Linked DNA regions of Homo sapiens: region 1 is linked to region 2. A link is an interaction called in ENCODE POLR2A ChIA-PET data of the cell type or tissue named here. Cell type or tissue: PC-9. All regions are shown on one strand. Links, peaks and the distances in the headings refer to the core of each region. The heading gives the core; the rest is flanking DNA. Region 1 has its middle 70 kb from the start of NKAIN1. Region 2 overlaps SNRNP40 (small nuclear ribonucleoprotein U5 subunit 40).

What was found. Peaks named below come from ENCODE experiments on the same cell type or tissue, not always from the same donor. Only the 100,000 strongest peaks of a DNase experiment are listed, where the experiment ranks them.
Region 1: POLR2A ChIA-PET joins it to region 2 with 19 read pairs; 5 of 35 experiments call an interaction of 5 or more read pairs at or near these places.

Annotation. Positions count from the first base shown.
Region 1 is chr1:31,162,410-31,177,020 of GRCh38, reverse strand. No RefSeq gene overlaps it. Among named protein-coding and RNA genes, the nearest start is that of NKAIN1, 70 kb to the left of the region's middle. RefSeq lists enhancers at 5,865-6,114, 9,644-10,143, 12,710-13,209. In PC-9, for the core only: no CTCF peak of the experiment used is centred there; a DNase peak (open chromatin) is centred at 6,090; H3K27ac peaks cover 1,193 bases.
Region 2 is chr1:31,257,489-31,273,469 of GRCh38, reverse strand. It overlaps SNRNP40 (small nuclear ribonucleoprotein U5 subunit 40), which reads left to right. Exons shown (of 10, transcript NM_004814.3): 6 at 1,971-2,091; 7 at 4,230-4,312; 8 at 5,538-5,599; 9 at 11,838-11,941; 10 at 13,349-13,902. The coding sequence ends at 13,398. Among named protein-coding and RNA genes, the nearest start is that of NKAIN1, 26 kb to the right of the region's middle. In PC-9, for the core only: no CTCF peak of the experiment used is centred there; no DNase peak of the experiment used is centred there.

The DNA of each region.
Region 1 (14,611 bases), core at 3,204-8,203, 94 kb after region 2:
GCGGCTGGCCGGGCAGAGGGGCTCCTCACTTCCCAGTAGGGGCGGCCGGGCAGAGGCGCCCCTCACCTCCCGGACGGGGCGGCTGGCCGGGCGGGGGGCTGACCCCCCCACCTCCCTCCCGGACGGGGTGGCTGGCCGGGCGGGGGGCTGACACCCCCACCTCTCTCCCGGACGGGGCGGCTGGCCGGGCAGAGGGGCTCCTCACTTCCCAGTAGGGGCGGCCGGGCAGAGGCGCCCCTCACCTCCCGGACAGGGCGGCTGGCCGGGCGGTGGGCTGACCCCCCCACCTCCCTCCCAGATGGGGCGGCTGGCCGGGCAGGGGGCTGACCCCCCCACCTCCCTCCCGGACGGGGCGGCTGGCCGGGAGGGGGGCTGACACCCCCACCTCCCTCCCGGACGGGGTGGCTGCCGGGCGGAGACGCTCCTCACTTCCCAGACGGGGTGTTAGCCGGGCGGAGGGGCTCCTCACTTCTCAGACGGGGCGGTTGCCAGGCGGAGGGTCTCCTCTCTTCTCAGACGGGGCGGCCGGGCAGAGACGCTCCTCGCCTCCCAGATGGGGTCGCGGCCGGGCAGAGGCGCTTCTCACATCCCAGACGGGGCAGCGGGGCTGAGGCGCTCCCCACATCTCAGACGATGGGCGGCCGGGCAGAGACGCTCCTCACTTCCTAGATGGGATGGCGGCCGGGCAGAGACCTCTTCACTTTCCAGACTGGGCAGCCAGGCAGAGGGGCTCCTCACATCCCAGACGATGGGCGGCCAGGCAGAGACGCTCCTCACTTCCCAGACAGGGTGGCGGCCGGGCAGAGGCTGCAATCTCGGCACTTTGGGAGGCCAAGGCAGGCGGCTGGGAGATGGAGGCTGCAGCGAGCCGAGATCACGCCACTGCACTCCAGCCTGGGCACCATTGAGCACTGAGTGAACGAGACTCTGTCTGCAATCCCGGCACCTCGGGAGGCCGAGGCTGGCGGATCACTCGCGGTTAGGAGCTGGAGACCAGCCCGGCCAACACAGCGAAACCCCGTCTCCACCAAAAAAATACGAAAACCAGTCAGGCGTGGCGGCGCGCATCTGCAATCGCAGGCACTCGGCAGGCTGAGGCAGGCGAATCAGGCAGGGAGGCTGCAGTGAGCCGAGATGGCGGCAGTACAGTCCAGCTTCAGCTGGGCATGAGAGGGAGACCGTGGAAAGAGAGGGAGAGGGGAGACCGTGGAAAGGGGAGAGGCAGACGGAGAGGGAGACGGAGAGGGAGAGGGAGAGTCCAATGCACCTCTTTTTCTTTTTTCTTTTTTTTTTGAGATGAGAGACAGGGTCTTGCTCTATCACCCAGGCTGGAGTGCAGTAGCATAATCATGGCTCACTGCAGCCTTGCCCTTCTAGGCTCAAGCGATCTTCCCTCTTCAGCCTCCTGAGTAGCTGGGACCACAGGTGTGTGCTCAGGAGGATAGCTTGAGCCCAGGAGTTTAAGCCTGCAGTGAGCTCTTATCATACCACTGCACTCCAGCCTGGGTGACAGAGCAAGACCCCAACTCTCCCATCTCTCTCTCTTTCTTATTTATTTATTTATTTATTTATTTATTTATTTTTTGAGACAGAGTCTCACTCTGTCACCCCAGGCTGGAGTGCAGTAGCTTGATCTTGACTCATTGCAACCTCTGCCTCCCGGATTCAAGCAATTCTCGTGCCTCAGCCTCCCATGTAGCTGGGACTACTGGCATGTGCCACCACACCCAGCTAATTTTTGTATTTTTAGTAGAGACAGGGTTTCGCCATGTTGGCCAGGCTAGTTCTGAACTCCTGGCCTCAAGTGATCCGCCCATCTCAGCCTCCCAATGTGCTGAGATTACAGGCATGAGCCACTGCAGTTGGTAAAGACCCAATCTCAAAAAAAAGAGAGTTGTATCTAGGTTACAGCAGTCCTGATTGTTGAATCAATGCATCAGCCTGAGTGATAGCGATGGGGAACCATTGAAGGATTTCCATCACAAGCTAATCAATTAGAGCCATACTTTAGAGAGAGTGGGCAGGGCTGGAAGGTTAGGCTAGAGGAGGAAAGCAGGAAGCAATGTTCTGTCTGCAAGAGGCCTAGCGTGTCTCACTTCTGCATGTAGGCATGTGTCTCATGTGTGTGATGATGAGCACTCTGTGTATTAACTTGGGAGAGCTAGTACAGTAATAATCAGCATGAACTGCAGGAGTCAGGCAGACCTGGATCCAAATATTAAATTCCCCACTCTGGAACCAGTTGAGCTAGTCCTCCCAGGCAGTCCAGTGGATGTTCCCCCAGCTCCTGCCATCCTGAGGCCATCTTCCAACAACTTCTGCATATTAAAATAATCCAGGTAGGGCTGACCATCTTCCAATAACTGCCGAGTCATAAAGGTGCCCATGGCATTCTTTGAAGCAATGAAATGTGAATTGACCCATGGTGCATTTGACAAGCACAACAGTCTACTGGGACTTAGGGACATAATGTTTTCTTCAGTGCATTGGAATGTGAGTCTTGCAACTTCTAAACAGATTAGGGATGAAGTAGGTCCTGACACCAAGGCCTCATTCCTTTCTAAGAAGATTCATTATTCCAAAGGGCCAGGGCAGTCGTTTTCAATCTTACAGAATATTTTTTTTCTTTTTTGGAGATGGAGTCTCGCCCTGTCACACCCAGGCTGGAGTACAATGGCGTGATCTCAGCTCACTACAACCTCCACCTCCTGGGTTCAAGCAATTCTCTTCCCTCAGCCTCCCGAGTAGTTGGGATTACAGGTATGCGCCACCACGCCCAGCTAATTTTTGTATTTTTAGTAGAGATGAGGTTTCGCCATGTTGGCCAGGCTGGTCTTGAACTCCTGACTTCAGGCGATCCACCCACCTAGGCTTCCCAAAGTGCTGGGATTACAGGCATGAGCCACCATGCCTGGCCCAGTCTTGCAGAATTTAAGAATCCCTTAAAATCCAGATTCCTGAGCCCCAATTACTCTGAGACACACTGAATCCAACATCCCCTAGGCAGTGATGGGAATCTGTGCTTTTCACCAGTGCCCCAGGTGATCCAGGTTTGGGAAATCTTAGGCCCTGGTGAAGAGGCATTCAAACAGCTTTGAAACCCACCTATGTCACTGTCTTCAAGACGCTGTCAAATTATGCCTGCCAGCTCCCTCATATCAAGAGCTGGCTTTAAGAGTATTTTCTCAAGCCAGGTGCGGCAGCTCACGCCTGTAATCCCAGCACTTTGGGAGGCTTATGCAGGTGAATCACAAGGTCAGGATTTTGAGACCAGCCTGGGCAATATGGTGAAACCCCATCTCTACTAAAAATACAAAAATTAGCCGGGTGTGGTGGCAGGCACCTGTAGTCCCAGTTACCCAGGAGGCTGAGGCAGAAGAATCACTTGAACCCGGGAGGCGGAGTTTGCAGTAAGCCAAGATCATGCCACTGCACTCCAGCCTGGGTGACAGAATGAGACTCCATCTCAAAAAAAGAAAAGAATATTTACTCAAAGCTGGCCGGTGCAATGGCTCATTCCTCTCCCAGCACTTTGGGAGGCCAAGGCAGGCAGATCACCTGAGGTCAGGAATTTGAGGCCAGCCTGGCCAACATGGTGAAACCCAATCTCTACTGAAAATACAAAAATTAGCCAGGTGTGGTGGCACGCATCTGTTGTCCCAGCTCCTTGGGAGGCTAAGGCAGGAGACTCACTAGAATCCGGGAGGTGGAGGTTGCAGTGAGCCGAGATCACGCCAGTGCACTCCAGCCGGGGCAACAGAGCAAGACTCTGTCTCACAATATAAAAATAAAATAAGAATATTTTCTCAAAGCTGAATTACATTTAAGCTTAATTTTATTTATTACTGACAATCTGAAAATTTTTAAAAATGGATTAGCCATTTCAAAGGCTATAACCCAATTCCTGAAATTGAGCATTGGTTTAACTTCACCACTAGATTAGTTTGGTCAAAGACTGGGGTCCTGGTGTAACCGCCCAGTGAATTCTTCTTACCCACTGCCTAGACAGTGCCGATTTATCAAGACAGGAAAATTGCAATAGAGAAAGAGTAATTCATGCAGAGCTGGCTGTACAGGAGAACGGAGTTTTGTTACTCAAATAAGTCTCTCTGAAAATTCAGAGATGGGAGTTTTTAAGGATAATTTAGTGGGTAGGGGCTCAGGAAGTGGGGACTGCTAATTGGTCAGGTTGGAGATAAAACCAACAGGAACCATGAGGTTGAGGTGAGTTTTTCTTTCTTTTTTTTGAGACAGAGTCTCACTCTGTTGCCCAGGCAGGAGTGCAGTGGCACGATCTCGGCTCACTGCAACCTCCGCCTTCCGGGGTCAAGCAAAATTCTCCTGCCTCAGCCTCCCTAGTATCTGGGATTACAGTCATGTGCCCACCTAATTTTTTTGTAATTTTTGTAGAGATGGGGTTTCACGTTATGATCCGCCTGCCTCGGCCTCCCAAAGTGCTGGGATTATAGTCGTAAGCCACCGCACCCGGCCCCTATGAAGTGAGTTTTTCATGCTGTCTACTGTTTCAGGGTGAGATCAAAGAACTGGTTGAGCCAGATTATGGGTCTGGATGGCGTCAGCTGGGAACAGCAAGGTCTGCAAAATATCTCAAGCACTGATCTTAGGTTTGACAACAGTGATGTTATTCCCAGGAGCAATTTGAGGAGGTTCAGGCTCTTGCAGCCAGAGCCTGCATGGTTCTTAAACCGTAATTTTTTTTTTTTTTTGAGACTGAGTTTTGCTCTGTCACCCAGGCTGGAGTGCAGTAACAGGATCTCGGCTCACTGCAACTTCCGCCTCCCAGGTTCAAGCGATTCTCCTGCCTCAGCCTCCTGAGTAGCTAGGATTACAGGCGCCCACCATCATACACCCAGCTAATTTTTGTATTTTTAGTAGAGATGGGGTTTCACCATGTTGGCCAGGCTGGTCTTGAACTCCTGACCTTAGGTGATCTGCCCGCCTTGGCCTCCCAATAAACCATAATTTCTAATCATGTAATTTCTTTTTTTCTTTTTTTCTGAGACGGAGTCTTGCTCTGTCACCCAGGCTGGAGTGCAGTGGCGTGATCTCAGCTTACTGCAAGCTCCAACTTCCGGGTTCACGCCATTCTCCTGCCTCAGCCTCCCGAGTAGCTGGGACTACAGGCGCCTGCCACCGTGCCCAGCTAATTTTTTGTATTTTTAGTAGAGATGGGGTTTCACCGTGTTAGCCAGGATGGTCTTGATCTCCTGACCTCGTGATCTGCCTGCCTCGGCCTCCCAAAGTGCTGGGATTACAGGCGTGAGCCACCGTGCCCGGCCAATAATTTCTTAGTCCTATGAAGGCAGACCGGTCCCCAGGCAAGAAGGGGGTTTATTTCAGCCGGGTGCAGTGGCTCACGCCTGTAATCCCAGCACTTTGGGAGGCCAAGGTGGGTGGATCACGAGGTCAGGAGATCGAGACCATCCTGGCTAACACGGTGAAACCCCATCTCTACTAAAAAAATACAAAATTTAGCCGGACGTGGTGGCAGGCACCTGTAGTCCCAGCTACTGGGGAGGCTGAGGCAGGAGAATGGCGTGAACCCGGGAGGCAGAGCTTGCAGTGAGCTGAGATCGCACCAGTGCACTCCAGCCTGGGCAGCAGAGCAAGACTCAGTCTCAGAAAAAAAAAAGAAGGGGGTTTATTTCGGGAAAGGGCTATTATAATTTTTGTTTCAAAGTTAAAGTATAAACTGAATTCCTTCCCAAGGTTACTTTGGCCTACACCCAAGAATGAACAAGGGCAGCTTAGAGGTTAAAAGCAAGATGGTGTCGGTTAGGTCAGATCCCTTTCACTGTCATAATTTCCTCAGTTACAATCTTTGCAAAGGTGGTTTCACGTGAAGGGAGGGGGTCCCACGAATGGGGAGGCAGTCTGAGCTCTCTGCCTGTCCCTCTTCCGGCCTCAGCCTCAGTCACCCAGAGGAGGTGGGGGCAGTCCCACTCTGCCCCACCCCTAACCAGGCGATGGAGGCCACACCCTGCCTTGGGCCTCAGTTCCAGTGACTCAGCAGTTCCCCTCAGTCAGCCCTGGAATGAGACTGAGCAGGCCCAGGCCAGCTGGAGCTCCAGGGAGCCTTGTGTTGGGTATCCGACACTACTGTTGGCACTAGTTCTTTCTCTGTCAACAACCTGTGACCTTGGGGAACTACTCTCACTCTGCTCTTGGTGATGTCATCTGTGAAATGAGAGGGCTGGACTTTGCTTGCATGATACTCATTGGCTGCTTTACTGCTGACATTCTGGGATAGAGCTTCTCAACCTTCACTATACTTGGGATGCCTTTCTAAAATACAGATACAGCTAGGCACAGTGTCTCATGCCTGTAATACCAACACTTTGGGAGGCTGAGGTCGGCGGATCACTAAAGGCCAGGAGTTCAAGACCAGCCTGGCCAATGTGGCAAAACCCCGTCTCTACTAAAAATACAAACATTAGCCAAGCGTGGTGGCCCACACATGTAATCCCAGCTATGGGGGAGGCTGAAGCATGATAATTGCTTGGACCCAGGAGGCGGAGGTTGCAGTGAGCTGAGATCGCACCACTGCCCTCCAGCCTGGGCAACAGAGCAAGACTCTGTCTCAAAAATAATTTATAATAATAAAATAAAATATAGATTCCACTAGGCTCAGTGGGGTGCACCTGTAGTCCTAGCTACTTGGGAGGCTGAGACAAGAGGATCCCTTGAGACCAGGAGTTTGAGTCTAGCCTGGGCAACATAGTGAGATCCTGTCTCCTAAAATAAAGTTTATAAACATATATACGTATAAATTTTTTAAATAAAATACAGATTCCTGGGCTCTACCTGCGTAACAGGTTATAATTCATTGGAACCTGGAGCCCACGCATCTGAATTCATCCTTCAAATGTTTATTAAGCACCTGCTATGTGCCAGAAATTGTGAATAAGCAGTGAACTAAACAGACAGTAATCCCTGCTCTTGGTGAGGATGTCTCCTGGGAGGATGCACACCATAAATAAACAAGGGGCCTGGGGAAGTGGCTCACACCTGTAATCCCAGCACTCTGGAGGCCAAAATGGGAGGATTGCTTGAGCCCAGAAGTTCAAGGCCAGTCTAGACAACATAGCAAGATACTGTGTCTACAAAAAATTTAAAAATTAACCAGCTGTGGTTGCACATGCCTGTGGTCCAGCTATTCAGGAGGCTGAGGCAGGAGAATCACTTGAACCTGGCAGGCAGAGGTTGCAGTGAGCCAAGATCGTGCCACTGCACTCCAGCCTGGGCAAGAGAGTGAGACTCTGTCTCAAAAAAAAAAAAAAAAAAAAAAAAAAGAAAAGAAAGAAAAAGAAAAAGAAAAAGAAAAAGAAATGCTTAATGAATACCTACTATGTTCCAGGAACTGTCCTAGATACTGGGCTACAGCAGTGAACAGGACAGACAAGGCCCTAGATTTCTTTCTTACAGCTTACCTACTGGACAGAATCAACATAAATGCTCTTGTTAGTCTTCCTAACAATCCTAAGAAAGTAAGTTCTATTACCACCAGCTTATAGATGGAGAAACGAAAGCTGGCATAGATAAAGTCACTTACCCAAGTCTACACAGCTAGTAAGTGGCAGCATCCGCATTCAAGTCCAGCCTCTCTGACTCCTGAGCTCAGTCTCTAACCACTGAACACATATTGTTTCACGGCAAATTCCTTTGCATTTTTTTCTTAACATTCATGGGGAATTCTGATGCCTAGCCAGAGCCATGAACCACTACCCTAAAACTTGGGGGACTCTTAATTTTTTATTGCTCGCATAGCAAATCACCCCAAAACAGTGGCTAAAACCAACAAACATTACTTCCCACAGTTTTTGTGGGTCAGAAATTCAGGAGCAGCTTAGCTGAGTGGTGCTGGCCAGAATCTTTCATGAGATTGCAGTTAAGACTTAGGAAGCTGGGTGTGGTAAAAGCACACCTGTAATCCCAGCAATTCAGGAGGCTGAGGTGGGAGGATCACTTGAGTCTAGGAGTTCAAGGCTGCAGTGAGCTATGTGATTGTACCACTGCCTCCCAGCCTAGGTGACAGAGTAGGACCCCATCTCTAAAAAATGAATTTTAAAAATTAAAAAAGGGATGGGAGTGGTGGCTCATGCCTGTAATCCCAGCACTTGGGGAGGCTGAGGTGGGCGGATCACTTGAGGTCAGGAGTTCAAGACCAGCCTGACCAACATGGTGGAACCCCATCTCTACTAAAAATACAAACATTAGGCCGGACGCAGTGGCACATGCCTGTAATCCCAGCACTTTGGCAGGCTGAAACAGGCAGATCACAAGGTCAGGAGATCGAGAACATCCTGGCCAACATGGTGAAACCCCGTCTCTAGTAAAATACAAAAAAAAAAAAAAAAAAAAAATTAGCCAGGCATGGTGGTGGGCACCTGTAATCCCAGCTACTTGGGAGGCTAAGGCAGGAGAATCGCTTGAACCTGGGAGATGGAGGTTGCAGTGAGCTGAGATCATGCCATTGCACTCCAGCCTGGGTGACAGAGACACTGTTTCAAAAATAATAATAATAAAATAAAAATTTTTAAAAGTTGGGCACGGTGGCTCATGCCTGTAATCTCAGCACTTTGAGAAGCCAAGATAGGCAGATCACTTGAGGCCAGGAGTTTGAGACCAGCCTGGCCAAAGTGGTGAAACCCCATCTCTACTAAAAATATAAAAATAATTAGCCGGGCATGGTGGCGGGCGCCTATAATCCCAGCTACTGGGAGGCTGAGGCATAAGAATCGCTTGAACTCAAGAGGTGGAGGTTGCAGGGAGTGGAGATCACACCACTGCACTCCAGCCTGGGCAACAGAGTGAGACTCTGTCTCTGTTTGTTTGTTTGTTTATTTGTTGTTCTTGTTGTTTTGAGATGGAGTTTCCATCTATAGCCCAGGCTGGAGTGCAGTGGTGCCATCTCGGCTCATTGCAACCTCCGCCTCCCAGGTTCAAGCGATTCTCCCACCTCAGCCCCGCCGGGGTAGCTGGGATTACAGGCACGTGCCAACCACACCCGGCTAATTTTTGTATTTTTAGTACAGACAGGGTTTCTCCATGTTGGCCAGTCCTTATTCCTGGGGAGAGCCCTCAGACTGGATGGGGAGAAACTTAATACAAAAAAAAAAAATACAGAATCAATGCTCTAATGGCAGTAGGATTCCAGGGCGGGTGGAGGCTCATGGTGGAAGCACAGAAGAGGGCAATCAAGGGAGTCTTCACAGAAGAGGTGGCACCTGAACTAAGACTTGAAGGATGAAGAGGAGTGTATTTGGAAGACACGCGTGGGGAGAACAGCATTCTAAGCCAAAGTACAGCTTGTTCAAAGAGGTCAAACAGCACAGGGGTGTGATAGAGCCTAGCATGTTTTGGGAATTTCAGAATTAGAAGGAACCTGATACCGTTGAGTGGAAACCCCATGGCATCTCCTAATAATAGTAATGGCCAGCATTTTCAGAATGCTGAAATTGCCAGCACTGTGCTAAGCACTGTGATTAGACTGTCCAATTTAATCCTCACAATGACCCAAAGAGGTAGATACTATTATTATCTGCAGTTCATAACTGAGGAAACTGAGACTCCGAGAGGTCAAGTACCATGTCCAAGGTCACACAGTAAGTTGTAGGGCTAGGACCTAAATCAAGATCTTTCTGACGTAAAATCCTGTGCTTTTAACCTCTGCACTGTACTACATCTACATTGGTAAGTGGCCCTGTGGCCTCAATTTGCACAACTGAAGTGACAGAAAGCCTGCCACCTCTCTGGCAAGGACACAGAGGCTGTGGGGTCTTTCACAAACATCCCAGTCCTGGAAAAGCCACCAGCCTAACTGAAGCAAGAGGTCAATAGACGAAAGACACTAACTGTGTTTTTTGGTTTGTTTGTTTGTTTTTTTGTTTTTTGAGATGGAATTTCACTCTAGTTGCTTAGGCTGGAGTGCAATGGTGCGATCTCAGCTCACTGCAACCTCCACCTCTCAGGTTCAGGCTATTCTCCTGCCTCAGCCTCCCGAGTAGCTGGGATTACAGGCACCTACCACTATGCCCAGCTGATTTTTGTATTTTTAGTAGAGACACGGTTTCACCATGCTGGCGAGGCTGGTCTCAAACTCCTAACCTTAGGTGAGCCGCCTGCCTCGGCCTCCCAAAGTGCTGGGGTTACAGGCGTGAGCCACCGCGCCCAGCCCTAACTGTGTTTTAAGCCAGTAAGCATTTACTGAATATACCTTCAATACCATCTGCCCAAAGAGCTCTGGTTAGAGGCAGGACAACCAGCCCTGTTAACAGCACGGCTGGTGGCTGCAGGGGCTACAGGGAGGAGCGACCTCTCCTGGGTGGGGAGTCAGGAGAGGCTTCCTGGTGTGACCCAGAGGGAAGGGCGTGCATTACTTTAGATCAGAGTTTCACAAGCTCAGCAGTGCTGCCATTTGGAGCTGGGTAGTTCCTGGTTGTGAGAGGCCATCCTGTGTTACTGGAGGACGTTTAACAGCATCCCTAGGCTCTAGCCACAACACGCACCCCCCACCCCTGGTTGTGACAACCAAAAATGTCTCCAGACATTGCCAAATGACCCTGGAGGACAACACTCACACTTGAGAACCACTGTTCTAGGCAGAGGAAAGACAGTTAGTAAAGTTACCATGAAGGAAAAGTGAGCCTTTAGATCTTGAGCCTTATTTTTCAAATCTGTAAAATGACATAATATATCAGAGCTACTGTGATAATTAAGGAGAATGTTTATAAGCCACCTGACACATAGTATGTCCCCAATAAACATTAGTTCTTTTCTACTACAGGACAATGACAACCCCTGACCCCTGGTCTTAACAAAAACTAGACTGTGACCTTTGAGCTTCAAACTAGGGCCTCAGTGTCTCTGCCTGTAAAATGGTGTTTGAGTTAAAGTGGAGAATGTAAACTAGATCAGCATTCCCACCTTTTTTTTTTTTTCCTGAGATGGAGTCTCGCTCTGTTACTCAGGCTGGAGTACAGTGGTGCGATCTCGGCTCACTGCAACCTCCCCCTCCTGGGTTCAAGATATTCTCCTGCCTCAGCCTCCCCAGTAGCTGGGATTACAGGTGTCTGCCACCATGCCCAGCTAATTTTTGTATTTTTAGTAGAGACAGGGTTTCGCCGTGTTGGCCAGGCTAGTCTTGAACACCTGACTTTAGATGATCCACCTGCCTCGGCCTCCCAAAGTGCTGGGATTACAGGCATGAACCACTGCACCCGGCCACTCCCACCTTTTTTTTTTTTTTGAGATAGGATTTTGCTCTCTTGCCCAGGTTGGAGTGCAGTGGCACAATCATGGCTCACTGCAGCCTCGACCTCCTGGGCTCAAGTGATCTACCTCAGCCTCCCGAGTAGCTGGAACTACAAGTGTGCACCACCACACCCAGTTAATTTTTTTCTTTCTGTAAAGATGGGGTTTCACCAGGTTTCCCAGGCTGGTCTCGACCTCCTGGGTTCAAGCAATCTTCCCATCTCGGCCTTGTTGTGCTGGGATTACACGCATGAGCCACCTTGCTCAGCTGCTCCCCACTTTCTACCATCCACAACCAGGTCCCATTTTTAAAAACAGAGTATTGGTTAAGAGTTAATTAGTTTTCCATTTGCCAACAACAGCTGTCCCAGCAGCTCTGCTGGGCAGGACACACTATGTGACATCCTAGAGAGCTGATGATAGCCCCCAACAGAGATTCTTCTGTGGGCCTGAGCAACCTCTTCCCATTTAACTATGGGATGGTTCTCTGGATTTCAGAAACATCACACTGGCATGAGGACCCCAGTCTGCCATCACAGGTTACCAAATATTAGATTAAGAACCACAGCTTTGGCTGGGTGTGGTGGCTCACGCTTGTAATCCCAGTACTTTGGGAGGCTGAGGTGGGTAGATCACGAGGTCAGGAGATCGAGACCATCCTGGCTAACACGGTGAAACCCTGTCTCCACTAAAAATACAAAAAATTAGCTGGGCATGGTGGGGGGCACCTGTAGTCCCAGCTACTCCAGAGGCTGAGGCAGGAGAATTGCTTGAACCTGGGAGGTGGAGGTTGCAGTGAGCTGAGATCATGCCACTGCACTCCAGCCTGGGAGACAGTGAGACTCTGTCTCAAAAAAAAAAAAAAGAATCAGAGCTTTAGTGGCCGGGCACAGTGGCTCATGCCTGTAATCCCAGCACTTTGAGAGGCTGAGGTGGGTGGATCACCTGAGGCCAGGAGTTCAAGACCAGCCTCTCCAACATGGCGAAACCCTGTCTCTACTAAAAATACAAAAATTAGCTGGGCATGGTGGCAGATACCTATAATCCCAGCTACTTGGGAGGCTGAGGCACAAGAATCGCTTGAACTCAAGAGGTGGAGGTTTCAGTGAGCCAAGATCATGGCATTGCACTCCAGCCTGGGCAACATGAGCGAAACTCTCTCTCAAAAAAAAAAAAAACACAGCTTGGGCTGGGGGTGGAGGGGTGGGGGTGACTCACACCTGTAATCCCAGCACTTTGGGAGGCTAAGGCGGTCAGATTGCTTAAGTCCAGGAATTCAAGACCAGCCTGGGCAACATGGTGAAACCCTGTCTCTCTGAAAAAATACCAAAAAATTAGCTGGGTGTGGTGGCACATCCCTGTAGTCGGAGCTACTCAGGAGGCTGAGGTGGGAGAATCACCTAAGCCCGGGAGGTTGAGGCTGAAGTGAGCTGAGGTGGTGCCACTGCACTCCAGCCTGGGCAACTGGGGTGAGACCCTGTCTCAAAAAATAATAAAATAAAATAAAATAACCACAGCTTGGTTGGTGATCTGTGACGAGACAGCAGGGGTCCCAAGCCCCCAACACCAGTGCCAACAAGCCCTGCAGCTACTGCTATTTGAATGCCCACTCTGTGCCAGACACTAGGCTGGAGTTTCACATTCGCCGCTGGCTCTTTCACTGATATCCATTTCACAGACAGGAAAACTGAGTTTTGAGCAATGACGTCACCTGCCGATGGACACCAGCTTTTTTTTTTTTTTTTTTGAGACGTAGTCTTGCTTTGTTGCCCAGGCTGGAGTGCAGTGGCGCCATCTCAGCTCACTGCAACCTCCATCTCCCAAGTTCAAGCAATTCTCCTGCCTCATCCTCCCAAGCAGCTGGGACGACAGGCGCATGCCACCACACCCGGCTAACTGTTGCATTTTTAGTAGAGACGGGGTTTCACCATGTTGGCCAAGCTGGTCTCAAACTCCTGACCTCAGGCAATCCACTCGCCTAGGCTTCCCAAAGTTCTGGGATTACAGGTGTAGCCGCCACGCCCGGTCGACACTGACTTTCAAACCCTCTCACCCTCCAGAGCGAACACACCCTGAATGCATCTCTGTCCCCCTCAGTATCCTGCCCTTGTGTCCAGAGAGAGTCCTTGGTGTGACAAGAGGTCTACACAGGTGGGGGGAATAAAACTCTGGGAGCCCAGCAAGGCAGATTGTTGCTGACAGGAGGAAAATAATCAACATTAAACCCTTACCAAGTCCTTACAACATGCCAGATGGACATTAACTCTCTGAATCTTCACAGCATCCTATTTTATAGATGAGGAAACGGAGGCACAGAGAAATTAAGAAAAATAAGGCCAGGCACGGTTTTAATCTCAGCATTTTGGGAGGCTGAGGCAGGAGATCACTTGAGCCCAGGAACTTGAGACTTGCCTAGGCAACATTGCAAAAACCTATCTCTACAAAAATACAAAAATTAGCGCCTGCCCGTAATTTCAGCTTTTGGGGAGCCTAAGGTGGGAGGATCACCTGAGCCCGGGAAAGTCGAGGCTGCGGTGAGCTGTGATCGTGCCACTGCATTCCGGCCTGGGCAACTAAGTGAGATCCTGTCTCAGTGAGAAAAGAAAAATGACACACACACACACACACACACACACACACACACACACACACACACAAAAGAAAAATGACACAGGTGGTAAATTTCCTAGAAAATAACCCGTTTGTTGAGCATCTGGCTGGGCATTTTTCCTAAGTGATATTGTTCAACCTCCCTACTATCTCCAGCAGAGGTATGGCCCGTGTTTACCATCGCTATCTCTTCCCTGTCTACACAATCTTAATCCGACTCAAATATCTCACTCTGCTCTTTCCATCAGAACACCAAAGAGAATGGGTGTCACAGCGACACCTGCTGGCTGGCGCTATATCTCCGCTGCCCCTAGACTTTTGTTTTGTTTTGTTTTCCAAAACGGAGTTTCGCTCTTGTTGCCCAGGCTGGAATGCAGTGGCGCAATCTCGGCTCACTGCAACCTCCGCCTCCCAGGTTCAAGAGGTTCTTCTGCCTCAGCCTCCTGAGTAGCTGGGATTATAGGCGCCTGCCACCACACCCAGCTAATTTTTGTGTTGTTAGTAGAGACAGGGTTTCACCATGTTGGCCAGGCTGGCCTCGAACTCCTGCCCTCAGGTGATCTGCCCACCTCGGCCTCCCAAAGTGCTGGGATTACAGGTGTGAGCCACCGTGCCCAGACTTTTTTTTTTTTAGAAGGAATTTCACGCTATCAGCTGGGCTGGAATGCAGTGGTGCAATCTCAGCTCACTGCAACCTCCGCCTCCCGGGTTCAAGCGATTCTCCTGC
Region 2 (15,981 bases), core at 5,481-10,480:
ACGGGGTTTCACCATGGCCAGGCTGGTCTTGAACTCCTGACCTCAGGTGATCCAACCACCTTGGCCTCCCAAAGTGCTGGAATTACAGGAGTGAGCCACCCCTGCTGTAGATTTTTTTTGTGGCAAATCCTGGATACTTTTTTGGCCCTGCACAAACAAGGTGTACAGGCCTCAAGGGGGAAGTTTGGAAATAACACACAAGTTCTGTGAGGGGTTGGCAAAATGCATTCTCTCCTAGTTGTTACAAAGCTAGATTTCAACAGTGCCTTCTCAGAAGAGAAGGAACAACAGCTTGAACAAAATGTCAGATACTTCAGGCTTTCCTGATTACTGAAGCAGCAAACATCTTGATATAAAAAAATGATCGTATAGAAAATGTGTTGGGCTCCACACATGAGTGAGTTACTGATGGAGAAAGTGGAGTTGTCTGCCCTATGTATTGCTCTGCTGTGTAACACCTAACTCATTTCTAGATAAGGAAAAGTGTCTTGATTTAAGGAACAGCAAAAGTTTTATTCACTTAGAAAAAAACTACATTGCAATATGAAATAAAATTGGGGGAAAATTTGTATTTTATGTAATACCAGTGACCTTAACAAAATTACTGTTCTTTTTGCCATGTGACTTTCCAGACTATTTCTGTTAGCTTGAAAATATTTATTTTACATAGCTGTAGTCTGTGTAAAGATAAATACTGTTTTGTATTTTCCTTTTTTGCTTAATAGCTTATTATGTAAATATTTTTACATTTGGTCTTCTGAGTTATTTTTAGGAACTGCTTAACAATAGCTACACATTATTGAGGACCTGTCTTGTGCCCGGCATATGCTAAGCATTCTTATAATCCTTACAACAGCCGTAAGAAGTAGCTATTGTTATCCCTAATCTTACAGACCAGGAAACAGGCCCAGAAAGAATTAGTGACCCAATGACACATAACTCTAAGTGGCAAGGAACAGTTTATTCTTACCCTAAGTCACCACTCTTTCTACTCTGTCATGCTATCTCCTGTATGAGAATTCAGTTTTGCAATGTGCTTATGAACCATAATTTAATAAACCACCTATTTTTCCTGCTTGACGTTTAGGTTATTTTCTGTATCTTACGTTTCCTATACAAGCAATAGTGAACCTGTAATTTATTTTTATTTTAATAAATGTGCTTTTCCATAGTGTATGTGCATGTACATATCCATACATGTACATATATATACATTTATTGTCACATATTGTTACATTAAAAGAAAAATTTTAAGCATCTGTATTTTTCATATTGTTACACAAACATGTAATCATAATGCCTTTTTTAAATGACATGTTCGTTTTATGTATTTATAATAATTTTTAATGGCTAAGAATCATAGCCATTTTTAGTTTTTTTCTATAATAGTTTTTCTTTGCTATGATTTGAAAATAACCTTTCTGAATTCTATTTTTTTGTGTGTAAAACTTTATCTTAACATTTGATATGCATTCGTTTATATTTATCTAGTCAAACGTGGTAGCCTGAGCTACCTTTTTAGAAAGACAGAGATTGGCCAGGCATAGTGGCTCATGCGTGTTAATCCAAATACTGAGAGGATGAGGTGGGAGGATTGCTTGAGCTCGGGAGTTCAAGACTAGCCTGGGCAACATGGTGAAACCTGTCTCTTCAGAAAAATTAGCTGGGTATAGTAGCATGCTCCTGTAGTCCCAGCTACTGGGGAGGCTTAGATGGGAGAATCACCTGAGCCCGGGAAGTCAAGGCTACAGCGAGCCATGATAGTGCCACTGCACTGGGCAACAGAGTGAGACGCTGTCTCAAAAAAAAAATGAAAATTAAAAAAAGGTGTTTTTCTCTTTGACAGAAATCCTGTGTTTTATAGTAGAGTAATATCAGTGTCTCTGGGCAATTGACTCTTGTCTCTTGTGTCATTCTCTTTCTCTGCTTTTATTAATTTGATTTCTGGGGGCACCTTTCTGTTTTTGCAGGTCTGGGACCTGCGCCAGAACAAGCTAACCTACACCATGAGAGGCCATGCAGATTCAGTGACTGGCCTGAGTTTAAGTTCTGAAGGCTCTTATCTTTTGTCCAATGCAATGGACAATACAGGTAACTTTGGAAAGGAAATCTCTCCCAGGATCCAAGGAAAAAGTCAAAGATTGCTCACAGATTCCATCAGACGATTAGAATGTGTTGTAATGGGGAAAGCTTTAGGTGAGATAGTCAAGAATCTAGGACTGTAGTCTCAGATCTCTGTCTTGTCCCTGAACAACTTTGCACACAGCATTTCTTCTCTCTAGGCATCAGTTTCTACATTGATAAGAAGATTGGACTTTACCTTTAAGACCCATCTCAGCTCTGGTATGCTGTGTATCCAACAGGATATTAGAAACTCTAGGTGATGAGTTTAATGAAAAAGATGTGAATCTAGAAGTCTATTCAAGGCAGTTCTTGTGCGTTTTCAGAGAGCACCAAGCTTGGATGATCTCTTCTGCTCTTTCCTGCCAGTCTGTCTTCCCTCCCCACTCTGAAAGCATTGGTGTGGGAAGAGGTCTTCATTAAAACATTCTGGATTTACACGAACACACTCTTGCTCTTTCTCTTTACTTGTTTTTGAGTTGTAGGGTGGGAGGATGGGTTACTACAGAAAAAAAGTAAGGTGACTTGCTGGATTATATGCTTAATGTTGAGGGAGTTTGGAAATGGCCCTGGTATACAAAATTATAGGCTTGTCAGGAACTAAAATGTATTCCCTGACATTTTGTAACAAAAACAATACCTGACATTCATTGGGTACTTAATAAATATTTGTTGAATTAATGGACATCTTTACCTTTTAACTATATTCTCAATGGCAAACTTTCACGCATAGCTTTGCCTTTTTATGCCTGTCTGACTCCAAGGATTGATAATACTTTTTTCATACTCAAATAAAATGACATCACTGAAATTCCACTATAGGTATAGCTTCAGTTACAACGGCTATAGCTACTGCTTACAATAGATGTTTATACACATTTAATCTAGCATTAAAAAAATATTTTTTCCTTAATTTTTTTGATAAGACAGGATCTTGCTGTGTTGCCCAGGCTGGTCTCAAACTCCTGGGCCCAGGCAAGCCTCCCAAGTACCATGCCTAGCTAATTCTAGCGTTCTTTATGAGGAACAATGAGGTTTCCTAGATTGATACTAAAATAAGGAAAAAATAATAGAATAATTTCTTGTGGCTGCATAATACAATTACAAATTCTTTATTTTTGTTTGTTGCCTACAAATTTTAGAACCTTTGCACATATATCATCTCATTGGATCTTTAAAATAGTGTTATTGGCTGGGCAGGGTAGATCACCTGAGGTCAGGAGTTTGAGACCAGCCTGGCCAATGTGGTGAAACCCCATCTCTACTAAAAATACAAAAATTAGCCAGGTGTGGTGGTGGGCACCTGTAATCCCAGCTACTTGGGAGGCTGAGGCAGGAGAATCACTTGAATCTGGGAGGCGGAGGTTGCAGTGAGCCGAGATCACGCCACTGCACTCCAGGCTAGGCAACAAGAGCGAAACTCCATCTCAATCATATCAGTCAATAATATTATTTTAAAAAGAAGACAGATAATTTTCTCTTCATTTTACAGAACAGAAAAACCAAGACACAAACAATCTCACTGTTTACCTGACATCACCCAAATATGTAACAGAGATAGAATCAATGTTTACTTTTTCTGATTTTTGGTATGGTACAGTGCTTTTTTGATTTATTTGACCTTTTATATATTTTATATATATCTGACCTTGTCCAGTCTTAGACTATCAGGTGCCCATATGAGGGAAATTAGGAAAGGGCGATGTAAGTTTGGCTTTTATAAGTTCATTGTCACAGTAGTTCCTGGTATTTAGTTTGTCACATTGAAGCTTTGCTGGATGTGACTAAGCTGGCAGAGAAATCTTGCAAAATATCTTTTTGAAATTAGTATCACACCCAACTGCATTCTGTTGCAAATTACCAACATTGTGTGTGACATTTTTCCTTCCTGCCCCCTCAGCTAGCCCCAGTTATTGGGATTTAGATGTGTTTTCCTGCTTGAAAAAGAAAAGAGCCTTAACAGGTAGCAGTATGTCAAGTTGGACTTTGCCCACCGAGGAAACAGCATCTGCCATTGATTGACATGATACTAATTTCAGCTGGGTGCCCAGGAGGCCTCTGGCCGATAGTTGTTTTGGTTGGTTTGTTTATTTGGATTTGTTTTGCAGTTCGTGTCTGGGATGTCCGGCCATTTGCCCCCAAAGAGAGATGTGTAAAGATATTTCAAGGAAATGTGCACAACTTTGAAAAGGTGAGTTCTGCATGGCAGAGGAGTTTTACTGTTCATTTACTTCAGAGAAACATTTAAGGTGGTACTAAGGATAGAGAGCAGTAGCTCTGCTAAGAATGGACTTCATTCCAATAACACTGCTCTTAATTAAAACTTGTTGCCAAAAATAAAACGGATAGAAATAATAGTGACTGGGGAGAAGCCAGTCATATAGCCCAAAAGGAATGGAGCCAGCCCTCAAACTGAGGGCATCTGACTTGACACCAGCCTCAACAAGAGACTCCTGGCCTTTTTAATTACTTGGGAATTTTACCCTCCTAAATCAGTTTTCCATATGGAACCCAAGCTCCCATAGCTGTAACCTGGATGGTCTCCCTACCTGCCTCCGCATCCCGTGACCATGTGTGTTAGAACCCTAAGAATACATCTCTTCCCTCAGTAACTACCACGGCCCAAGTTCTGAGAGAGAAAATTTTTTTCAAAGCCTCAAATTTCAAGGTCAGCTCTATTGAAAGAAGCTTTTCCCCTCAGAGAATTTGTTAATAGAGATTTTTTTTTTTGAGAGCTCATTGAGATTCAGTTTCACTGTATAAATCAAATTTTGTTTTTTAGACCTGGCATGGTGGCTCACAGCTGTAATCCCAGCACTTTGGGAAGCCAAGGTGGGAGGCCAGGAGTTAGAGACCAGCCAGGGCAACATAGTAAGACCCTGTCTCTACAAAAGATAAAAAATCTGGGTGTGGTGGCATGTGCCTGCAGTCTCAGCTGCTTGGGAGGCTGAAGTGGGAGGATCACTTGGGCCCAGGAGGTCAAAACTACAGTGAGCTATGATTGTGCCACTGTACTCCAGCTTGGACAAGAGAGCGAGACCCTGTCTCAAAAAAAAAAAAAACCCAAAATTTATTATTTGTTGGGTTTGCGTGTATTTTTCTTCAAGATAAATAGGAAAAAAAATGAGTATCAAGATAAATGGAGCAAAGGGAGCCTCCATTTATAAGTAGAACAAAATTTTGTTGCCAGGTTCAATCTAATTAACTGTAAGTTAAGTATTTTCTACAGTTTTTATATGGTGTAAAATAACAAAGTATGCTGTTTTGGGCCATAGAATATAAGATAATTACAGACCATCTTCCTGAGAAGAGTAATTAAAACTCTAGTTAGGAAATTTAAAGCCTCTTAGTGATTCGGTAGCCTTGCAAAGAGGAGTTTGGTATATTACTATTCAGTGGATTCTTGTTTATCATAGAACCTTCTGAGATGTTCTTGGTCACCTGATGGAAGCAAAATAGCAGCTGGCTCAGCCGACAGGTAAGGATTAGTGGGTGCAAAGTAAAGAATGATGTAGCTGGCCGGATGCGGTGGCTCGTGCCTGCAATCCCAGCACTTTGGGAGGCCGAGGCGGGCAGATCACCTGAGGTCAGTTCGAGACCAGCCTGACCAACATGGAGAAACCCCATCCCTACTAAAAATACAAAATTAGCCGGGCGTGGCGGCACATGCCTGTAATCCCAGCTACTCAGGAGGCTTAGGCAAGAGAATGACTTGAACCTGGGAGGCAGAGGTTGCGGTGAGCCGAGATCACGCCGTTGCACTGCTCCAGCCCGGGCAGCAAGAGCGAGACTCCATCTCCAAAAAAAAAACAATGATATAGCTATGCAGGATGTCTTCTTGTGTTTTATACATAAAGCGTGGATATGGAGCTAGAGCAGACATAGAGTTATGACTGTGCTTGAAGATGAAGCTCTGTGCAGTATGAAGGGTTTCAAAACCGTGTTCGACAAACAGATCATTTCTACCCACTTTGGAGACATTTTAGACCTAGAGGATCAACAATTTGTTTGATTCTGTTGGGTTCCCTTTGCCATCAGAATAAAATTCAGTCTCATAATCTGTCTCTAGTTTCCCTCACCACATTTCTTATTCCATGCTTCAGTTCATTTGAACACATATTAAATACCCACCTCCCCCACCATCACCACAATGCTGCGCACATGGAATTTTCATATTCTAACCTCCTTTTGCGTTCTCACCTCTAGGTTCTCTCTCACATTCCCTCTTCATTATCTAAACTCCTATATCTCTCTAGTAACCACCTCTATGTTACATCCATAAACTGTCCCTGGTCCCCTCTCTCTATTACCTCTTGGAGATAACTAATTGTTCTTTGTGCTGTAATCCCATTTCATACATCTAAACTTTGGTAGCATTTATTACATCTTACAATCAGACAGACAAAGTGAGGTACCTCCACTAAGTTATTTTCTCCTAGAGATTAGGGAATGAATCTTAGTCATTTCTGTGAACCCATGGCACTGTTGTCAGTGCTTGAGCTTTTCTAACCAATTAGTTTATATTACATGAATGAATTCCTAGCTGAAGAATGGCAGTCCAATTTTACCCTGCATAGCAGCTCAGCTATTGGTAATGCCTGCCTGTGTTGGAGATGATTCAGAGCTGTGTCTGGGTTAGTGGGAAGTGCAATGATTGCTAGGTGCAGGGTGTAACAAAATGTGAACTAGGTATTTTCCACCCCATGCTGAATTAATCGGCTAAGGCTTTATGAAATACGAATCTAAACTGGCTCAGGCATTATGTGCTGAATGAGAAACAGAAGGGAGAGAATTCTTCTGTCAGATGCTGTTGTATTTGGCATGTCTGTGGTAACCTGTGCTTGGGGGAGAATCAGAGGTTGAATAGGGATGTCCAGGTGTCGAGTCTGATGGGCTGCAAATGAGGCCTGGTAAAGAACAATAAGACCCTCTGACAGCAAATCCTGTGTTTAGCTCTCATTGGGCAGTGTCTTGACCCTTTTTAGCTTAATCCTATCCTCCCCTTTAGAGTTTCTCTTTCAATCCTACTGAAACAAGCACCATCCTATAAATAGGAAGACTTTCTTGGGCTAGCCAGGGCTTTCAGCATATTCCAGGGTTTTCCTCTATTTGGGGCCCTAACGCTGCCACACAGAAGCTGCACTGTGATCTGTCCCATACCTTTCTATTAATGAATAATTCTGAACATATTTAAATTCCAGAGTCTACTTTTTTTTTTCCTGACAAGTTTAATGCCAAGAAAAATGGACAAGTATTCAGGTATTTTCTGGAGGAAAAAGAAAGGGTCCAGGTGAAAGTGTCACATTGATCATTTGAGTGCAAGTGGTTTAGAGAGCTGCCTAGAAGAGGGAAATCTAAAGAATTTTAAGTTATCAAGTTGCTAGAGAAGACTTCAAGAAACAGACTAAGGTGTCTCATATTCTGATATAGTAAGAACTATCCTAAGTATTTTTACATAATTTTCAGCAGAAAGAGTGTATCTTTTGTAATTAAATTTTTGTTTGTTTTTGAGATGTAGTCTCACTCTGTCGCCCAGGCTGGAGTGCAGTGGTGCAATCTCTGCTCACTACAAGCTCCACCTCCTGGGTTTACACCATTCTCCTGCCTCAGACTCCCGAGTAGCTGGGACTACAGGTGCCCGCTACCACGCCTGGCTAGTTTTTTGTATTTTTAGTAGAGATGGAGTTTCACCGTGTTAGCCAGAATGATCTCAATCTCCTGACCTCATGATCCGCCTGCCTCGGCCTCCCAAAGTGCTGGGATTACAGTCATGAACCACTGCACCCAGCTGTAATTAAATTTTTAAATTATATTTACATACTTTTTTTTTCTGATGAGCAGTTTGTTTCTGGCATTGGCCCTTTCTGAATTGCAATGTCCTTTTTTTCTCTTTTCCTCTCCACTGTTCCTTTAAACTTTACATGTGGTCAATGGTGCACACCTTTAATCCCAACACTCTGAGAGGCTGAGGTGGAAGGATGGCTTGAACCCAAGAGTTCAAGACCAGCCTGGGCAAGATGGCAGGACCCTGTCTCTATAAAAAAAATATTTAAAAAATTAGCCAGGCATAGTAGTGTGCACCTGTAGTCCCAGCTACTTGGTAGGCTGAGGCAGAAGGACCCCATGAGCCCAGGAGTTTGAGGATATAGTGAGCTGCAATCATGCCACTGCTCTCCAGCCTGGGCAACAGAGCAAGACCCCATCTCTTTAAAAAAAAACAAAATCACATGTGAAAGCGTGGTATGAGGAAAGCCTATCCCTCTCTACCTGCTGGGGGTTGGCAAGATTTGACAGGCCACCTCACCAATTGGCCCCAAGTCAAGAAGCAGCTGTGTTACATAAGGCTTCTGGTTCCTGCCAAATGTTGCCATGCCAAAGTAAGGAGAGGGCAAGGAACCCCTCTAAATTTAGCATCTAATTGGCAGCCATCAAGAGTGAGACCTTGAAGTGTAAACCCTTGGAGATCTGGGATTCTGTCTTTTATGTGCCTGGGAAATGTATCCTCAGAAAACTCCTTTTCAGCTTGGCCTGGATTTGGCAAACTTCTCCTTTCTACTAACTAATAACTTACAGATCACCTCCTCATATTCAAACTTGAAACTCTGAATAGTCCTATAGGCTACGGGAAGGCTGACCAGTCTCTCGGCCAAGAGTGATTTATTCAGCCCATTGACTTCATGAGATTCTGTTTTGATGATGAGTGTACTTATAATAACAATAGCTATAATTAATTCTGTGTGCCAGGCACTTTGCATATATTACCTCATTATTTTTCTCAACAAAGTTATGAGATCAATATTTTCTCCATCATTGTAACTAAGAAGCTTAGAGAAGTTAAATGATCTGCAATTATTTAACTTCTCTGAGCTAAGCTTACTTAGCTAGTAAATAGCTGCACTGAGACTTGAACCCCAGTCTTTCTGACTCCAGAGCTCATACTCTTTCACTATGCCATACTGCCCTTTATTGAATTAATGAGGACCAGCTTTTTGTGCATGACAAGAAAGAAGACAGTAGGAAGGGCATGAGTATCAGAGCCATGGAGTCTAGACAGATGGAGTTCCTGCTTCTCTTCCATCTTGTTCAGAACTTACTTTCTATGGAGCCTAGCTGATGACAGCTAAATAGTATAATTAAGAAGCTCTTGTTTATTTGCATTTTTGACCAAAAGTGTAAGTTGGATTAGAACTAGGCATTTTATAATCCAGTACTGGTGAATGTACCATTTTTATGATCAAGTACTGGTGAGTTGTTGATTGCACAAAACAAAATATGTAAATAATTTTAAATACCTGCTTCAAAACTACCAGCCCTTTATATTTACCAACAGATGAATTTTACATCATCAGATTAAGATAATAGCTCTATACTTTACCCTTTAATGACTTAAGCAAGATTGAGGGTCAAAGGAACTTTTTTTTTTTTTTTTTTTTTTAGCCAGTACATTTATGGAGGGTAAGTGAAAGTAAAATACGAGAGTATATTAAGAGCTCCAGAGTCTTGGGTTCAGCTCTGTAGTTTCTGTGGCTACTGAAGAGGTGGTCAGGAACATAGGAACCCCCTGCTGGGCTCCTGGTCACTTCTGTCTGCTCCATGGCAGGAAACCTTCAGCACAGGACATCAAGGCAAGCTTGAATAAGAAAAACAATTTCTTCTTCCTAAGCCATATCATATCAGTTATACAGAAGTACTACTTTGGGACACAGTCTTCAGGAGAGCCTAGATGAGCTCATAAAATCTCAGCAGTTCACTCAACTTGCCCTTCAAGTTTTACTTCAGTTTGATAAGGCTATAAAGTCATCATTGGCTCAGAGGATTAGGAACAGAGTTGATTTCAGGGGCTCTCTAAATACATACAGATTGTGCCATATGCCACGCATGGTGGCTCATGCCCGTCATCCCAGCACTTTGGGAGGTGAAGGCAGGAGGATTGCTTGACGCGAGGAGTTCAAGACCAGCCTTAACAACATAGGAAGACACTGTCTCTACAAAAAAAAAAAAAAAAAATTAATTGAGAAAAACAAAAAGATTCTGTGATAATATGTAGACTTTTGTGAAAATTATGGCCTGTGATGATAAAAATACTGGCTCTAATACTATAGAATGAATAAGGAAAAAATCACATTTTTATGACATCTTCTGTTATTATTCATCACTTTTGAAGAGAAATGTAGAAGTTTTTTTTTATTTATTCTAGCATTGCAGAAAGTACATTGTGTTATTTCAGTATTTCAGTAGTATTTCAGTAGTATTCAGAGTATTTCAGTAGAAAGAAGCTTAAAACTCTATAGCCTCTTACATTACCTTTATTATACAGCATGAAAAAAAACATAATTTTTTTTTTCTTGAGACAGGATCTCACTCTGTCACCCAGGCTGGGGTGCAGTGGTGCCATCTCAGCTCACTGCAGCCTCTACGTGCTGGACTCAATCAGTCCTCCCACCTTGGCCTCCCAAGTAGCTGGGACCACAGGCATGCACCACTACACCTGGCTAATTTTTTTGTAGAGATGGGGTTTTACCATGTTGTCCAAGCTGGTCTCAAGCTCCTGAGCTCAAGCCTTGGCCCCCCAAAGTGCTAGGATTACAGATGTGAGCCACCATGCCCAGCCTCATAATTTTTTTTAATGACAAATAAAAATTTTGTCTTCCTAAGAACATTCTCTAATAAGCTCTTTTTTTTTGAAGAGTTCTAATTTTAGTTACGCCGTTGATGAACTGTATTGCCTTGGAAACGTCACTGTGCCCCAGTTTTCTTATCTCTAAAATAAGGAGTTTAGAGAAGCTGATTTCTTTTTTCTCCTCTTTTTTTTTTTTTTTTTTTTTTTGGAGATGGAGTCTCACTCTGTCACCCAGGCTAGAGGGCAGTGCCACGGTCTCAGCTCACTGCAACCTCCACCTCCCAGGTTCAGGCAATTCTCCTGCCTCAGCCTCCCGAGTAGTTGGGATTACAGGCACACGCTACCACTCCTGGCTAATTTTTTGTATTTTTAGTAGAGACTGGGTTTCACCTTGTTGGCCAGGCTGGTCTCAAACTCCAGACCTAAGACGATCCACGCACCTCGGCCTCCCAAAGTGTTGGGAGTACAGGCATGAGCCACCACTCCCAGCCTAGACAAGCTGATTTCTCTTGGCCCCTTCCCATTCTAGAATTCAGTATTCCTTCTGCCTGTTAATTCAATGGAAAAGTTGGCTCAAGTGAGTATTAGGTTAGCAAACACTATAAATATTTTATATACCAGACACTTCCTGTCCCTTCTCAGGTCTCTGTTTGAATACAGTACTAAAAAGTTCATCTGGATCAGCAGCCTAGGCTCCCACCCTGCCATGAGTTGGGTTACCTTTTAGATTTCCTGGATGAGTATGAAGTTAACTGTAGCCTAATTATACTAGACACTCTGAAAAAGGTTTTTGTGTGATGTCTGCAGGAAAAACTTTCTTTTCTTCCCTGTGGTGTTTCCCATTTCAGAAGCTTGTATTCAAACATGCCAGTCATGCTTATATTTTTAGTTATTCTTATTTCTCCACCCCATTGCTCAAGAGGTGAGTCCATGTCTTATTCAAACTCTGTGTTCCTAGTTTCTAAAAGCCAGAACATGGTTCAGTAAATGTAAGGTAAGTAAATAATTGTTGCTTCCATTTCCTTTAAAAAGCCATGCCTCTGTCCTACCCCCAGCTCTAAGAGGACTTACCCTTGCTTTTCATGATACCTTACAGGTTTGTTTATGTGTGGGATACCACAAGCAGGAGAATATTGTATAAGCTGCCCGGCCATGCTGGCTCCATCAATGAAGTGGCTTTCCACCCTGATGAGCCCATCAGTAAGTCTGTCCCAACGAGGGGGAAAGGGAAACTGGAAATCTCCCCGTAGGGATCCTGGGAATAGAGAGTCAAAAGCGGGTATCTGTTTTATACGAATTTCCATGCAAACAGCCTTTGGGTGTTTTTGTTGTTGTTGTTGTTGGTTTTTTTGTTGTTGGGTTTTGTTTTGTTTTGTTTTTGAGACAGTGTCTCGCTGTTTTGCCCAGGTTGGAGCAATGGTGCAATCTTGGCTCACTGCAACCTCTGCCTCCTGGGTTCAAGCAGTTCTCCTGCCTCAGCCTCCCAAGCAGCTGGGATTACAGGCACCCACCACCATGCCCAGCTAATTTTTTTTTTTTTTTGTATTTTTAGTAGAGACGGGGTTTCACCGCATTGGTCAGGGTGGTCACGAACTCCTGACGTCCAGTAATCCACCCGCCTCAGCCTCCCAAAGTGCTGGGATTACAGGTGTGAGCCACTGTGCCCAGCTGCAAACAGTCTTTATGTGGGTATCAATGTCAGTCTCACCATTGCTCATAAGTGGTGAGAGTAAGAGCAATGCTCCATTTTCTTCTTGATCTCAAAGGGAAGTTGGTAAGTCTAATTTTTTTTTAAATTTACTTCCATCAAGTCTGTTTCAATGATGTATTTGATTAAAAGAAAGATACTTTTTTTTTTTTTTTTTGAGACAGAGTCTCACTCTTGTCGCCCAGGCTGGAGTGCAGTGGCACGATCTCGGCTCACTGCAACCTCTGCCTTCCCAGGTTCAAGCGATTCTCCTGCCTCAGCCTCCCAAGTAGCTGGGACTACAGGCACCCACCACCACACCTGCCTAATTTTTGTGTTTTTAGTAGAGACGAGGTTTCACCATGTTGGCCAGGCTGGTCTCAAACTCCTGACCTCTGGTAATCCACCCGCCTCAGCTTCCCAAAGTGCTGGGATTACAGATGTGAGCCACTGCGCCCGGCCAAGAATGATACTTTTTAATATTTAGATATAAATTTCAGCTTAAAATTTTTTGGCTGGCTAAACCAAATAATTTCAGCCTTGAATTAAAGGAGAAACTGTAACTTTCTCCAGGGCTAAGTATAACAAGCAGAAGCACATTTACAAAATGACTGGCACAGCCATAGATTCCTCTCTTCTAGAATGACTGGGAAAGTCTTTTTCTTGGGGTTTGACTGACAAGGGATGTCAGTATTTAGTGTCTGATAATGTATTTCCCATAGTACAGTCATCCTCATGATATTAGAGGACTTGGATTGAAAAGCCAGGCTACAATTTCCTGTGGATGGTGTTTAGGAGGGGAATTTAAGCTAAGTCCAATTGCTCTTTTATACCAGAATTGGCTCTTGACACAAGAGCCCTTGAGCACCAAGTCTCCTTGAGCCTTCATTATTTCTAGTTATCTGTTCTTTTTACCTCAGTTATCTCAGCATCGAGTGACAAGAGACTGTATATGGGAGAGATTCAGTGAAGATATGGACTGGAAGACTCCAAGGCCGCTTGTCTTTGAGACCTCAGACTGCATAAGTGATGCCAAATGTTGGATGTCCAGGCTAGCACCCTCCCTTCAGATGACCATTGCTAGCAAGAAACAGGAGGCGGTGGCCATATTCCAAAAACCACTTCTGTCCCATTTCACCAGGATGACTAAGGCAAGCTCCCTGTGGCCTCTAAAAACCACCTGCCAGATTTCAGGGACTGTTTTTTTTTTTCTTTTTCTTTTTTCCTGTTTTCTAATGCAGGCCCAATGTGACAAATTTGTTGGTTGGGATTTTTTTTTTTTTTTTGTAACTGGCTTGTATGATATTTTCTTTCTGTATTTCTCTATATCATTTTGTATTAAAAGCCAAATAGATGCCTTTTTACAAGAGCCATGTGGATTGGATTTATTGCTGTCTTTTTTTTGAGGCTTGATTGCTATAAATCAGAATAGAGCATGATGTGGCCACAGAATACAATTCATTTAAACTTCCAAGAAGCTGCTCACTTGTTTTTTTTTCCCCCCTTTTCTGTGTTTTTAGGTTTACTTACTTCCATGAAAATGACAAAGAATAATTATCAGTAACAATACTTTTTTCCTACTAGAAGGATAGCAGCCAGGAGGTGATAAATAAGTTCTAAAAGAACCTGGTTTTGCCAGACGCGGTGGCTCATGCCTGTAATCCCAGCACTTTGGGAGGCCAAGGCAGGCGGATCACCTGAGGTCGGGAGTTCAAGACCAGCCTGGCCAACATGATGAAACCCCGTCTCTACTAAAAACACAAAAATTAGCTGGGTGTGGTGATGCACATCTGTAATCCCAGCTACTCGGGAGGCTGAGGCAAGAGACTCACTTGAACCTGGGAGGCGGAGGTTGCAGTGAGCTGAGATTGCGCCACTGTACTCCAGCCTGGGCGACAGAGCAAGACTCTGTCTCAAAAAAAAAAAAAAAAAAGAACCTGGTTTTGTGTACTTGCATCTGATCTTTAATGAACAGAGCCCGTATTTACTCTGCCTCCTGCCAAAAGAACTTTTCTGAGCAGCATTCTCTATTCTCAGGCTCCTGAAAGTGGGCAGATTTGGGGCAGTCTTAGCTGGTAGAAATGACATTGCCCAGAATGCTGCATCAAACTCAACTCAAATGGAATGTGAGAATGTTTGGGTGCAACTTAACCGTGACATTATCTGAGACATCTTTATGATTCTGTTTACTTGTCTGGCTTTGCATAAACAGACAGGGACATTAAGAAATGCTATTACTTTCCTCCTACCACTAAGACAGGTTACTGTCTCCCTGGATCACTGGGTGACAACACCCAGCACACAGATAGACACTAGTGAATCTCATCTGGCACTGGGGAGTAGAATGTGTTTTTTCTGAATCTCTTATCTCAGAACAAAGAGATCTTCACAGTTCTAACCTGTTCTGAGCATGTTTGGTTGTATACTTTTGGCTCACAAACCTGAATCATCTATTTATCTTAAGTTAGAGAGAGGATATCTACCCTGGGTTTGGGGCATCATCATTCAACAAACACATCAACCCCTATTACGTGGCAGGCATGACCATTGTTGCTGAAGACAGAGATAAATAAGGTACTGTCCTTGCCATCTTGAGAAGTGCACACACCAGTAGAAAAAACCGTCTCAAATTCATTACTTTTTTAAGTGAGCATATGCCAAAGATTTATACAACTCATCAATGAAGGAACCAGCAGGATGGTAAAGCTTTCAAACCAATTACTTTTAATACAGTGAATAACGTTTGAATAAAGTGCACTGGAAACACAGGAGTAAACAATTTATTTTGCCTTGGAGCATTTAGGAAGTTTCACAGATGATGTGATTATGCTTAGATTGGGACTTGGAGGATGAGTAGGGCTTGCCAGGTGGACAAAGAACATGTGCCTTTCAGGAAACAGCAGGCACAAGCTTGAAAGTGTGGCACATTTTATAAACCAGAAGAACTTGAGGATGATTAGAGTTGGGGAGCAGCAAACAGTAAAGTTACAGAACTGAAAGCCAAATCTGAGAAAGCTTGTACTTCATGTACGTGATCCATAGGTTGAGGTTTCCCAAAGTGCATTGCACAGAACACTGTTTTTCAGATAGTTTGTTAGATATTTTGGGGCATAAAGATCCCATGCTCAAGACCAGGTTAAATAAAGTGAAGCCAGTTTATTTACTGCAGGACTGTTTAGAGCCTTTAATATACATAGTATGGTAGAATCTCCAAAGGGAATAGTGACTTTCAGATTTCTGGTCTGAGCAATATATATATATGGTTATGCCTTTAACCAGGAGAAATTTGGACAAAGGTAGTATGCAAGCTGCTTTTCACACCTCCAGCAGTATCACTGAACACTCCCTAATAATCCTTTTTAAGCACCAGGTCCACATACAGGTAGAACATCTGTCTTGGTCCATTTTGCATTGCTACAAAGAAACATCTGAGGCTGAGTAACTTAGAAGTTTATTGAGCTCACAGTTCTGCAGGCTGTACAAAAAGGGTGGCACTAGCATCTGTTTCTGGTGAGGACCTCAGGAAGTTTCCAGTCATAGTGGAAGGCAGAGG